Linked DNA regions of Homo sapiens: regions 1 and 3 are each linked to region 2. Evidence: chromatin contacts called from ENCODE Hi-C or POLR2A ChIA-PET data. All regions are on one chromosome and are shown on one strand. Each heading gives the region's core, a stretch centred on a gene start or an enhancer-like site at or near the end of the contact. The rest is flanking DNA. Distances are from core to core; before and after follow the strand shown. Region 1 holds the start of FKBP14 (FKBP prolyl isomerase 14). Region 2 holds the start of CYCS (cytochrome c, somatic). Region 3 has its middle 73 kb from the start of SP4.

Region 1 (3,895 bases), core at 154-2,653, 4.9 Mb before region 2:
CTAATTGATCTCACACACTTGAGGTAACCAATAACAGGGCGTAAAGAGATTATTGGAATTTCAGGGTAGAATACTATGAGGCCAGTGTAAACAGATGTTGTCCAGACTCTAAGGTCTCACTATGGAAGTGTTGATCTACTGACCCGGAGCACTGACATCACCTAAGAGCTTGTTAGAAATGCAGAATCTTGCACCCACCCCAGACCTCCAGATCAAAATCTGCATTTTAAACAAGATCTTCAGGGGGATTCCTATGCACATAGAGTGCGGATATGCACTGTGTTAAGGTTATTAGACCAGAAAAAATGTTAACTACAGATTAAGTGGAAAGAGGAGGTGAGAAAAGACTACAATACGATTTAAATCGCTTTAAGTATATGTCACAGAAGCATGCACCAAAATATTAAGAGGATTGTTTGCGGCTGGTGGTGGTATCGGCGAGCTTTCTTTTTCTTTAAAGTTGCCTGATTTAGTAAATAAAAATGCAAAACCATTATTCGTTATGTATCTGAAATTCCAACTTGATTCGACTCCCCAATATTATCTGGAAATCTTACTTTAGTGCTTTCCAATTTCTTCCAAAATGACTTCAATGAACATGCATTACTTTTGAACTTAGGCAAAAAATGTAAAACTAGAAAATGTAAACTACGATGAGGCTGTGTAATTCGTAACCATGATTACCATTTCTTCTTTAAAGCGGAAGTCTGCAAGTCGAAACTCATTATTTACCCTGTAAGGTAACTTAAGGGATAAATTATTAGCAGCCATAACATGACGTGGTGCTGTGGAATGAATCAGACCTGGTTTGAAGGCAGAGCTCATTTGCTTCGGGGCCAAACAACCTTAAGCAGGACAGTTAATATCTCCTGGTGTAAATTTACTTCTCTTTTAAATGGGAAAAAAGAACCTGCCTTACTGGGTGTAGTGAGGTTCATGCAACGGGAACGCGCTTTGTGAACCCTCAAGCAGTATGTCAGTCTTTACAGTTTATAAGCAATAGCAAAATCCTAGGATTGTGGCATCTTGGGGGGCCGCTCTCCAACGGCGAGAGTAAACGAGTCTTTCCTGGAACCCCGAAGATTTCATAGGGCCCCGGGACTCTTCCTACGTCTCTCAGCAGGGTTCTTCACAGAGATAAATCAGCCGGAGGAGTTTCCGGTTGGCTCTGCGCCCCGCCCCTCTCCCAAAATCCACGCTGGTTGAATGCTGAAATCCACCGGGCTCTAGGACCACAAGGGATGATCCGCCGCTTGGCAGCTGCCCGGCTCTACCGGGCTGTAAATTCCATCGTTGCAGCGTCATTGGCTTGAGAGCTGCCTGAAGGACAGCACCAATAGCCAATGGGAGGCTGCTATTCCCAGGCGGCCGCGTTATAAGAGCCAGTCAGGCCGGCATTTGGGCTTAACTCTTTAAAGGTAGGTTCGTGACCCTTGAGAAAAGAGTTGGTGGTAAATGTGCCACGTCTTCTAAGAAGGGGGAGTCCTGAACTTGTCTGAAGCCCTTGTCCGTAAGCCTTGAACTACGTTCTTAAATCTATGAAGTCGAGGGACCTTTCGCTGCTTTTGTAGGGACTTCTTTCCTTGCTTCAGCAACATGAGGCTTTTCTTGTGGAACGCGGTCTTGACTCTGTTCGTCACTTCTTTGATTGGGGCTTTGATCCCTGAACCAGAAGTGAAAATTGAAGTTCTCCAGAAGCCATTCATCTGCCATCGCAAGACCAAAGGAGGGGATTTGATGTTGGTCCACTATGAAGGCTACTTAGAAAAGGACGGCTCCTTATTTCACTCCACGTAAGTAATTATGCCCCGCAGGTAAAATAGTAATTAAGAATCCACTCACTTATGCCAGCTCTCCAGCAGGAAAGGTGGCCTGTACCTGGTTTTGCCTCTTTTACAAAACCGAAATATCTTATTTCCTTCTTTGGGAAAGGAAATTGTTTAAAGCCAGTTTTATATAGCGAGCGAGGCCTTTGAAGGTCTTGTTGGAAACATGTGGTCTGGAAAAGGCTGTTAATTTTTTTTATTATACAAATTAGAACTAGAATCTTTGAAATATTGCAGAAATATATCTGGGTGTATAATTGGCCAATAAGTAGAAAAAGCCCAAAAGAATTCTCATATCTCAAACTCCATTTCTTAAAGAAAATGACTTGATTCCATTTTTAATGTGGTGTAGGTGATGTTCACCTAAAACTTTTCACAGCGACTTCAAAAGCAAACTACACTATCACTTATTTGCCTGTTGAAGGATATACTAATGCCGTTTCACTGACCTACTTCTTTTGTTCTGACGAATGGTATTTTGGTCAAGGCACAGGACCATGATTTCAGTCATTTGCTTCTTTCTAGAGAGTCAGACTTCATTGATGAGGTGGGTGTGGTTTTGGAAGTCTAGGTGAAGGATTTTCAGGTGGTTACACTATCATTTCTGTTCTATAAACGAAGAAATTGGAACATGGAAATGGTTTACAGCCTAATGATTTTCAATTAGGCATCGGTTCCATTCATTCCATTATGACAGTATTTAGTGAGCATTTCCTTGATGTTAAGCCATGTTCTGGGTGCTAGGAAGATTCAGAAATTTTGGCTTCTAATCATCTTCATCTATTCATTAGTCTGTCCATCTATCAAACTCTTATTGAATGGTCACAAGTCAGGTCCTGGAGACGCAAAGATGGCTAGAAGCAGGTTCTTGTCCTCTAACAGTATACACCATCTACAGGTGGGAGAAAGACAAGTAAATAATGCAATGATATAGGGTACAGAATATTCAAAGTGCTAGCAAAGCGTAACTGGGCCTGAAGTAGTTAGGCTCCATGGGGTGGGGAAAGGGAAAGACTTCCCAGAGACCATAATTGAAATGAACCTTGGAAGATGGGTGGAGGTTTCCAGGGGGAAAGTAGGGAAGGATGTTGTAGGTAGAGGGAATAACATGAATTAAAACAGTAAATCTTCATAGCCCATCCTCCACCTGATTTTCTAATAAACTGCCTTTACTGGGCATTCAGACCTGGTCTGTCTTGAGGGTTGGGGAAATGAATGGGGCTCTTCTCTAAACTGTTAGCCCTGGGAAAAAGTTCCAGAAAAATGGCTTGCCTTAGAATTCTCAACAGCCCTTTCTTCTTGTCAACTAGGTGAGTGCCACGGTGGATATTAAATGATGTGATTTGCATTTTGAAAATTCAGTTATATTGTTATTTTTAGTCTGATCTCTTTTAGACTCAGCCTGACTTCTTTCAGATTTCTGAACCAAAAACCTGTGCTGACTTTGGTGGTAGCCATGGAATATTATTTAGCAGTTTGCTACTAAGTTCTAATACCTGATGAGGGGACTGTTATCATGCAGCCTCCATGTAAATGGTCAGAAGCTGCTAACTGTAAACTTCATGAAGAAATACCATCAAATTGGCTGGGCGTGGTGGCTCACGCCTGTAATCCCAGCACTTTGGGAGGCCGAGGCAGGCAGATCGCGAGGTCAGGAGTTTGAGACCATCCTGGCCAACATGGTGAAACCCCGTCTCTACTAAAAATACAAAAGTTATCTGGGCGTGGTGGGCACCTGTAATCCCAGCTACTCAGGAGGCTGAGGCAGGAGAATCGCTTGAACCCAGGAGGCGGAGGCTGCAGTGAGCCAAGATTGCGCCGCTGCACTCCAGCCTGGGCAACAGAGCGAGACTCCGCTCTGAAGAAAAAGAAATACCATCAAATGATCAGTTTGTAAGCACGTTTGCCATCTCTAGAACCATAGCCTATGGGATAAATTGCTTAGCCCTAAGAAGAACTGTGCTAAAATTGTAGTCAGTGATGAGTAGTAGAATGTTTCCTGCTTCTTTTTTCATTTCTAGCCTTCCCAAATTTTCTACAGTTGGCATTTTGTTACTTTGATCATTGGG
Region 2 (3,891 bases), core at 1,392-3,891:
GCAGTGACCAAAGACTTAGATCACAACACCCAAGTCCCTTCAAATACTTGGAAAGCCATCCCAAGAAGGGTGGATACAAAAAAATAAAAAGCCCAGACTGTGAAGACAATAATAAATACCTAACTCTTCAGTGCCCAGACACCAACAAAAATCCACAAGCATCAAGACCACCCTGGTAAACACGACCTCACCAAACAAACTAATGAAGGCACAAGTGACCAATTCCAGAGAGAAAGAGATATGTGACTTTTCAAACAGAGAATTCAAAATAGCTGTGTTGAGGAAGCTCAACAAAATTCAAGATAACACAGAGAAGAAATTCAGAATTCTACAAGATAAATTTAACAGAGATTAAAACAATTAAAAAGAATCTAGCAGAAATTCTGAAGCTGAAAAATCCAATTAACGTACTAAAAAATGCAGTCCCTTACAGGCAGAATTGATCAAACAGAAGGAAGAATTAGTGAGCTTGAAGATGGGCTATTTGAAAATACACACTCAGAAGAGACAAAAGAAAAAAGAATAAAAATGAATGAGGTACACCTATAAGATCTAGAAACTGGCTTCAAAGGGCAAATCTAAGAGTTACTGGCCATAAAGAGGAGCTAGAGAGAGAGATCAGGGTAGAAAGTTTATTCAGCGAGATAATGACAGAGAACTTCCCAAACCTAGAGAAAGATATCAATATTCAAGTACAAGAAGGTTATAAAACACCAAGCAGATTTAACCCAACGAAGACACCCCAAAACATTTAATAATCAAACTCCCAAAGATCCAGGATAAAGAAAGAATCCTAAAAGCAAGCAAGAGAAAAGAAACAAATAACATAAAAAGGAGTTCTAATAAGTCTGGCAGCAAACTTATCAGTGGAACTTTACAGGCCGGGAGGGAGTGGCATTACATATTTAAAGTGCTGAGGGAAAAAACTTTTATCCTAGAATAGTACATCCAGTGAAAATATCCTTCAGATGTGAGGGAGAAATAAAGACTTTCCCAGGCAAACAGAAGCTGAGGGATTTCATCAACACCAGACCTGTCCTACAAGAAATGCTAAAGGGAGTTCCTCAGTCTGAAAGAAAAGGACATTCGTAAGCAATAAGAAACCACCTGAAGGTACAAAACTCACTACTAATAGTAAGTACACAGAAAAACACACAATATTATAATACTGTAATTGTGTGTAAACTGTTCATATCTTGAGTAGAAAGACTTAGAGATTAACCTAACTTATCAAAAATAATAGCTATAACAACTTTTCAAGACATAGTATAATAATATATAAATAGAAACAAGAAAAAGTTTTAAAAGTGGGGAGAGTGAAGTTAAAGTGCAGAGTTTTTCTTAGTTTTCTCTTTGATTTTTGTTTATGCAATCAATGTTATGTTGTCATCAGTTTAAAACAATGGGTTATAAAATATTATTTGCCCTGGGCGTGGTGGCTCACACCTGTAATCCCAGCACTTTGGGAGGCCGATGCGGGTGAATCACCTGAGGTCAGGAGTTCGAGACCAGCCTGACCAAATAGTGAAACCCCATCTCTACTAAAAATACAAAAATTAGCTGGGCGTGGTGGTTTGCTCCCGTAGTCCCAGCTACTTGGGGGGCTGAGACATTAAATGGCGCCACTGAAGAAGAATGAATAAGGTCTAGTAATACAACAGGGTGACTACACTCAACAATAATTTATTGTACATTAAACAAACTAAAAGTATAATTGGATTGCTTGTAACAGAAAAAAAGGATAAATGCTTGAGGTGATGGATAGACCGTTTACCCTGATGTGATTATTATACATTGTATGCCTGTATCAAAATATCTCATGTACCTCTTAAGTATATATATATATTTACCTACTTCGTACTCATAAAAATTTTAAAAGGTACATAAATGTTATCATTGCATCCTCTTAATTTTATTTTTCAGTTCCAGAGGGATAATCCTGTCTCTGCCGCAAATGCAGCACCTTCCTCAGTCTTGGGGCGTCCATCAAGCGGAGAGCTGGAATGTGACTGAAAGTAACAGAGTATAGGTGGAACTAGAACAAGGTCACGAGCTGGTGCCCAACTCGTGTAACTCCTGGTTCCAGGCTGTCCCTCTAGGATGCTGTTGGCGCCAGCCGTGGTAGTAGGACAGAGTCTGGGTAAAGGTCGCCTGCTGACAAGATGGTAGCTAGGAGACCTCTAGGTGCGCCAAAATTAGGGCGTCTTTTCCTGGACCGGCAAAACGCCCTGCTCAAAGCTCATTACATCACCACGCCCAAGAACTGATACTTTAGCAGGGCAACGCACCAACCAAGCGACTCCGCCCCACCCTCCCCGCTCCTCCAGCACACGCAAGCGCACAGAGGCCCGCGAGTGACGTCACCTCTCCCGACACCACCTCGTTGTCGTACGACCAAAGGCCTGTCGTAACGGCCGGGAAAAGCCTCGAGAAGAAGGGCACGCACGCCGTACACCCTAACATGCTCGCCAGCATGCGCGCGCAGGTCCTTGGCGCAGGCATTGGGACTGGAGCCAATGAGGTGCGGCGACGTTACTGCGTAGCCGCCAGCTCGGCCGCACGTCAGGGCGCGGGAGCGCGGAGCGAGTTTGGTTGCACTTACACCGGTACTTAAGCGCGGACCGGCGTGTCCTTGGACTTAGAGAGTGGGGACGTCCGGCTTCGGAGCGGGAGTGTTCGTTGTGCCAGCGACTAAAAAGAGGTGAGAGCGGGTCGCGGAGGCCGCACCTGGTTAGAGGCAGAGCTGTGGGAGGCGCGCACTTGCGAGCGACCGAAACCCAAGCGGGGAGCATTCGAGTGGAGCCCGCGCTGGGTGGGAGGGCGGGGAGTGAAGACCCTGGACTGTGGTCAGACCGAGCTGGGCGAGTAACGGCTTGAGGTGCGGCGGAGCCCTAACTAGGGACAGGTATGGTCTCGGTCAGGGACTGGAGGCGGCTTGGATACAGATCCGAGGAGGAGGCGGCCTCTTCCGTAGTGGTTGCTGAAGGGCTATGGAAATGATAGGCAAGACTTCCCTCCTGGAAAGCCGAAGCTTAGAGCTTCACGTTCTTCTTCAGAGGGCAAAAGCTGTTGCTCTTCTAATAAGGGGCCAGTTCTTTTCGTGGGCACATGTTTCTTCCGTCAGTCGTTCTGACATCCTAGAAGGAGTTTCATCAATCACCTTGAAACCGACCTGGACGGGTGACCTCGTGGTCGCCCCAGGAGATCACAGGTAGGGGAGTTGGGATGTCCCCGGGGGACCGTGCAGCCTGCCCCTGAGCTCCCATTCACAAGTTCGAGTGTCAAGCTACTCCTGTGACCTGGGCAGATAGAAACAGCCAGGACCGCTTTTTAAACATTTGTGTGCTTTGCGTTATCCTCAGGGAGAGGTGGCTTTACATTGTAGTAAGATTAAATGGTTAGGTCTTTTTAAAAGTTGCGGTTGTGGTGATTTTGGCTTAATGTGTTCGCCCTTGAGCTTCAGATCTGTGACTTCGTGACCATGATTGTCTCTTCTGAAACTGGAGTTTGAATTAGGTTCCCTCTTTGCTTGGGCTTTAACGTTCCTTCACGTATACACACAAAAATACGTTTTTGAGGAGGTACTCCTAAAAATGTTTTTGGTATTAAAGAATATTTGGTATAAAGAGTATTAAAGCAAAACAAGATTCATTCTGGTATTTAATGACATAAATTAGCAATGGATTGGTAATTAAGTGGCTAGAGTGGTCATTCATTTACACTGTATTTGTTACCTGAGGAAAAATTTACTAAGTTGAAGCTTTCGTTTTTAGAATTAAATATGGGTGATGTTGAGAAAGGCAAGAAGATTTTTATTATGAAGTGTTCCCAGTGCCACACCGTTGAAAAGGGAGGCAAGCACAAGACTGGGCCAAATCTCCATGGTCTCTT
Region 3 (4,043 bases), core at 22-2,521, 3.8 Mb after region 2:
GAGTTAAGCAGATGTGATTTCTCCCTTTGTTGAACTTGCAGTTTAGCAGGGAAGTCATATATAAAATATTAATTATGCAAATAACTATTTAAGTGGGCTTGTACTAGATACTTTAAAGAAGAATACAGATGCATATGAGAGAAGACCTAACCCGGCCCACCTATAGAAGTACACCTAAGCCAAAACTTTGAGAGAGGTTTGCCATGTATAGGCAGGGCAGAGTGGCTCATGCCTGTAATCCCAGCACTTTGGGAGGCCGAGGCTGGCAGATCATTTGAGGTCAGGAGTTTGAGACAAACTTGGTCAACATAGTGAAATCCCATCTCTACTAAAAATACAAAAGTTAGCTGGGCATGACGGCAGGCACCTGTAATCCCAGCTACTCAGGAGGCCAAGGCAGAAGAATCACTTGAACCTAGGAGGCGGAGGTTGCAGTGAGCCGAAATTGCATCACTGCCTCACTGCACTCCAGCCTGGGTGACAGAGCGAGACTCCATCTCCAAAAAAAAAAAAAAAAAAGAGAGAGAGACTGAGGTTTGCCATGTATGTTTGTGCAGGTTGGGCACTGCACAACTCCAAGGGCATTTTTACATTGTGGTCTACGTGAATGGTGCTCCTGGGACTCTTGCAGCACACAATCTATAAAGCTGAATATGGTAGCCTTGCTTACTAATGGGTAGGAATTAGATACAGAATGTTAAGCAGATGTGTGTGTGTGTAGATGATGGTGGTGGTGGTGACAGGTTGAGAAAGTAGATAGGCATTCCAAGTAGAGGGAACAGCATATTACAAGACCCTCAGGTGGGAAGGTACTTTCTTTTCTTTGTTACCTGACATGCGGGCAATTATTCAGACTTTCACAACCCCAAATGTTTTATTGGTAAAACTGGGGAAAACAAGTTTCATGGCTACTTAACTTGCATTGTCATTGTGAAGCATTGAAGCTATGTAAGGAAGCACAGTGCTCAGCATAGTGCTCAGTCTCTGTGTTTCCTTCTTTCTATTTCCTAGAAGCAAGGTGAATTTGGGGTCACCAACGTGACACTTAATAAATAGCAGGTACTTGATTCACACCTCTATCATTAACACTCAAAAGTTCTAGGACTATTAGTGATTGCTAAATAAGGTTTGCTTTCCAGGCAGCTAGTGCAAGAAAGGAAGGCAGGTTTGGACAAAATTATCAAGTTACCTTAGCTGTGTGGTGACCAAAAAGGGAACTGAAATTATGACATTGTCCCTCCCACCGCACAGTCCACACCCTTCTCACCCACACCCATCTGATCTTATCTCCTGCCCAATCTGACATTTTGCTCTTTCAGGAAGCAAGTTATGCTGTTCTTTTCTTATGCCTCCAGTCTATTTTTTCAACACTTTAATTTTATGTTATTGTGGTAAAATATACAGAACATGAAGTTCACCATGTAAATCATTTTTAAGTATACGATTCAGTACTTTTAAGTATGTTCACAATGCTGTGTGACTGTCACCACTATCCATTTCCAGAACACGTTCATTATCCCAAACAGAACTCTATAACTATCAAACAACAACTTCATTCTTCTTCCCGCCAATGCCTGGAAACCTCTATTCTGTTTTCTGTCTCTGTGAATTTGCCTATTCTAGATACTGCAAATAAGTGGGATCATAGGTTTATTTCACTTAGCATAATGTCCTCAAGGTTCATCCATGTTGTAGCATGTCAGAATTTTCTTCCTTTTTATGGCTGAATAGTATTCCATTGTATGTATGTGTGACATTTTGTTTACCGCACTTTCTTTTGTACAATTATCTTATTGCAGTGCTATTGTTTTTGTATGTATTGTGTGAGCACCTGATGGCAGATGTGTAGGCAGAAGTTCTAAAGCGGCCCCCAGTGAAGTCCCTCCCGAGTCCCTGGGACTTCAGAATGTGCTATCATGCTTGAGATTATGTTTTGTTACAGAGGGAGACCAGCCTGGATTAGCCTGGTGGGCCCAATGTAATAACATACATCTTTAAAAATGGAGTTTTCTCTGGCTGATGACAATAGAGGCAGTCAGGTTTGAAGCACGATAGTCATTTGGCACTATTACTGCTTAAAGATTGAGGAGCCATGGGAAAAGGAATGTGAGTGGCTTCAAAGAGCTGAGGCAGGTCCCAGATCTCAGATGGAAAGCACTTCAGTCCTGTAACTGTAGGGTACTCTGTCATAACCTGAATGGGTTTGGAAGTGGATTTCTCCTCAGAGCCTACACTTAAGTTCCCAGCCCGGCTGACACCTGAATACTGGCCATGGGTGACCCTGAGCAGAAATTCCTGCCACACCAGGTTGTTCTCTGGTATACTGAGTGGGGAGGTAATAAATGCGTGTTGGTTTAAGTTGCGAGATTTGTGGGTGATTTGTTACTCAACAACAGAAAAGGACGACAGCGAGGACCCCATCTTTTCATGTTTGTGTTTAGCCCACTGCCTGGAACTGACTAACTTCCCAACAAACACTAACCAAGTAATCGATTGAAGGAGGCAGGAAGAAGGGATGATGGGTGGAAGAGAAAAGGAAGAACAAATGAAGAAAGAATGGATGAGGCGGCAGGATGGCTTGAGACTAGCCTAGCCCTAGAGATAGGGAGACCCTGTCTCTACAAAAAATGAAAAAAAAAAAAAAAATTAGCCAGGTGTGGTGTCATATGCCTGTAGTTGCAGCTACTAGAGAGGCTGAGGTGGGAGGATCGCTTGAGCCCAGAAGCTCCAGGTTGCAGTGAGCTATGATTGCACCACAGCACACCAGCCTGGGTAACAGAGCAAGACCCGGTCTCTAAAAAACAAAACAAAACAAAACCAAACCAAACCAAAGAATGGAATATGGAGGAAGCAAAAGGGAAAAAGGTAGAGACCAGATGTAGGGGAGGGCATTCAAAAGGGCTGAAAGTGAATGAGGGAAATTTTTCCAAAGAAATCTAGAATATTCTTCACCTTCTTCAGAAATTCAGATGGTTAATGCTTTTAAAATTTTTAGTATTCCAATTATTCAATTGTGTAAAGTAAGTATTTGTTTAGTGTCCTGTCAGCACAGATTGTAACTTGAATGAACAGAAATCTTGAATGTGGTTTTATTTTGATTAAGAACAACACTTATCTTCGATGTCTTAGGCACCCGTATAGTCAAGAATAGCCTGCTGGTAAAAGTCCCTGAGGGCAGTTAGTCAAGGAGGATTGGACATTAATATCTTTGGATTTTGAAGGAACTTATTGGAAGTAATTTCAATAAGTTCAATAATTGAACTCGTATGCCTCATTCTACTCTAAGAAAAGAAAAATGAGTCGATCCTTTGCATGATCACTTATCTGGATTTTAAATAGATGCACAAGCTTCTGATACCTAAAGTGTCACTTGTATCCTCATGTAAATAGCAGGATAATTTCCTTGACAGAAAATAGCTTCCTCATCCATGCATTACTGTCCTCATGATTTCAGCATTAGAGATTCATTTCTTTAGATTAAACATTGATCTTGACCCTTGTGAAATGCAGCTATGTTACCAGAAGGAGTAAGCTGTAAGTTCATTAACCTTTAAACATTAATGAAACATATCAGATGATTTTTCTCTCCCTTGCACAAGAGCAGTGAGAATCTGGTCATATGGGGGAACACTAAAGAGGAACTAACATCAAAGTCAAATTTACTTTCTTAGAAATTCTGTGTAGCTCAAGCCCTGTCTGGAAAGCTTATAACTGAGTTCCAGTTTCGATTTCACTGGACTGATCTGCTGCATGCTCAAAGGTATATTCAAATGTCAAGGCAAGGACAGTTGCTATAGAGCTTAGTTCCTTCTTTCATTTGATTAGACACATAAAGGGGTCATGTTCATCAACATGTTTATTTTTTTTAAATGACAGAATGACAACCTCAACAAGCTGAAGAAAAATTGGGATATCCTCGGGCATGTAACTGAAGGGTACAGAAGAGCTGCTGACTTCCAACAGAGATGGGGGTTCTTGTGCCACATGTCATTATCGAAAGCCTCAGCCTCTCTGTTCTGCTTTCTTGTTTCCTCTCTTTTTCT

The links. Hi-C counts contacts between places; a loop is a spot of excess contacts on that map. ChIA-PET counts read pairs that join two places held with the same protein, here RNA polymerase II (POLR2A). Pooled maps may share reads with other maps.
Region 1: a map of CD8-positive, alpha-beta T cell shows a loop between it and region 2 (10-fold over the local background). The contact joins the promoter of FKBP14 here to the promoter of CYCS in region 2. A Hi-C loop is called at or near these places in 1 of 168 maps with a recorded cell type or tissue (CD8-positive, alpha-beta T cell) and 13 of 50 pooled maps. POLR2A ChIA-PET finds 5 or more read pairs at or near these places in 1 of 52 experiments (T-cell).
Region 3: a loop to region 2 is called in a pooled map, with 6 times the contacts of the local background. The contact joins the enhancer-like site here to the promoter of CYCS in region 2. A Hi-C loop is called at or near these places in 2 of 37 single-sample maps with no recorded cell type and 3 of 50 pooled maps.

What each region holds. Positions count from the first base shown.
Region 1 is chr7:30,024,210-30,028,104 of GRCh38, reverse strand. FKBP14 (FKBP prolyl isomerase 14) reads left to right here and starts at 1,403. Exons shown (of 4, transcript NM_017946.4): 1 at 1,403-1,793. The coding sequence starts at 1,597. It overlaps FKBP14-AS1 (FKBP14 antisense RNA 1), which reads right to left. Exons shown (of 3, transcript NR_187577.1): 3 at 864-2,718. RefSeq lists an enhancer at 998-1,147.
Region 2 is chr7:25,124,010-25,127,900 of GRCh38, reverse strand. It overlaps CYCS (cytochrome c, somatic), which reads left to right and starts at 2,641. Exons shown (of 3, transcript NM_018947.6): 1 at 2,641-2,701; 2 at 3,774-3,891. The coding sequence starts at 3,782. It also overlaps a transcript of SPMIP4 not described here. RefSeq lists enhancers at 2,231-2,480, 2,628-3,171, 3,172-3,716.
Region 3 is chr7:21,352,724-21,356,766 of GRCh38, reverse strand. No RefSeq gene overlaps it. Among named protein-coding and RNA genes, the nearest start is that of SP4, 73 kb to the left of the region's middle. RefSeq lists enhancers at 1,362-1,411, 3,476-3,685. Within about 2 kb of position 1,271, at least 5 of the 41 ENCODE cell types and tissues checked have a DNase peak (open chromatin) inside an H3K27ac peak, as active enhancers do.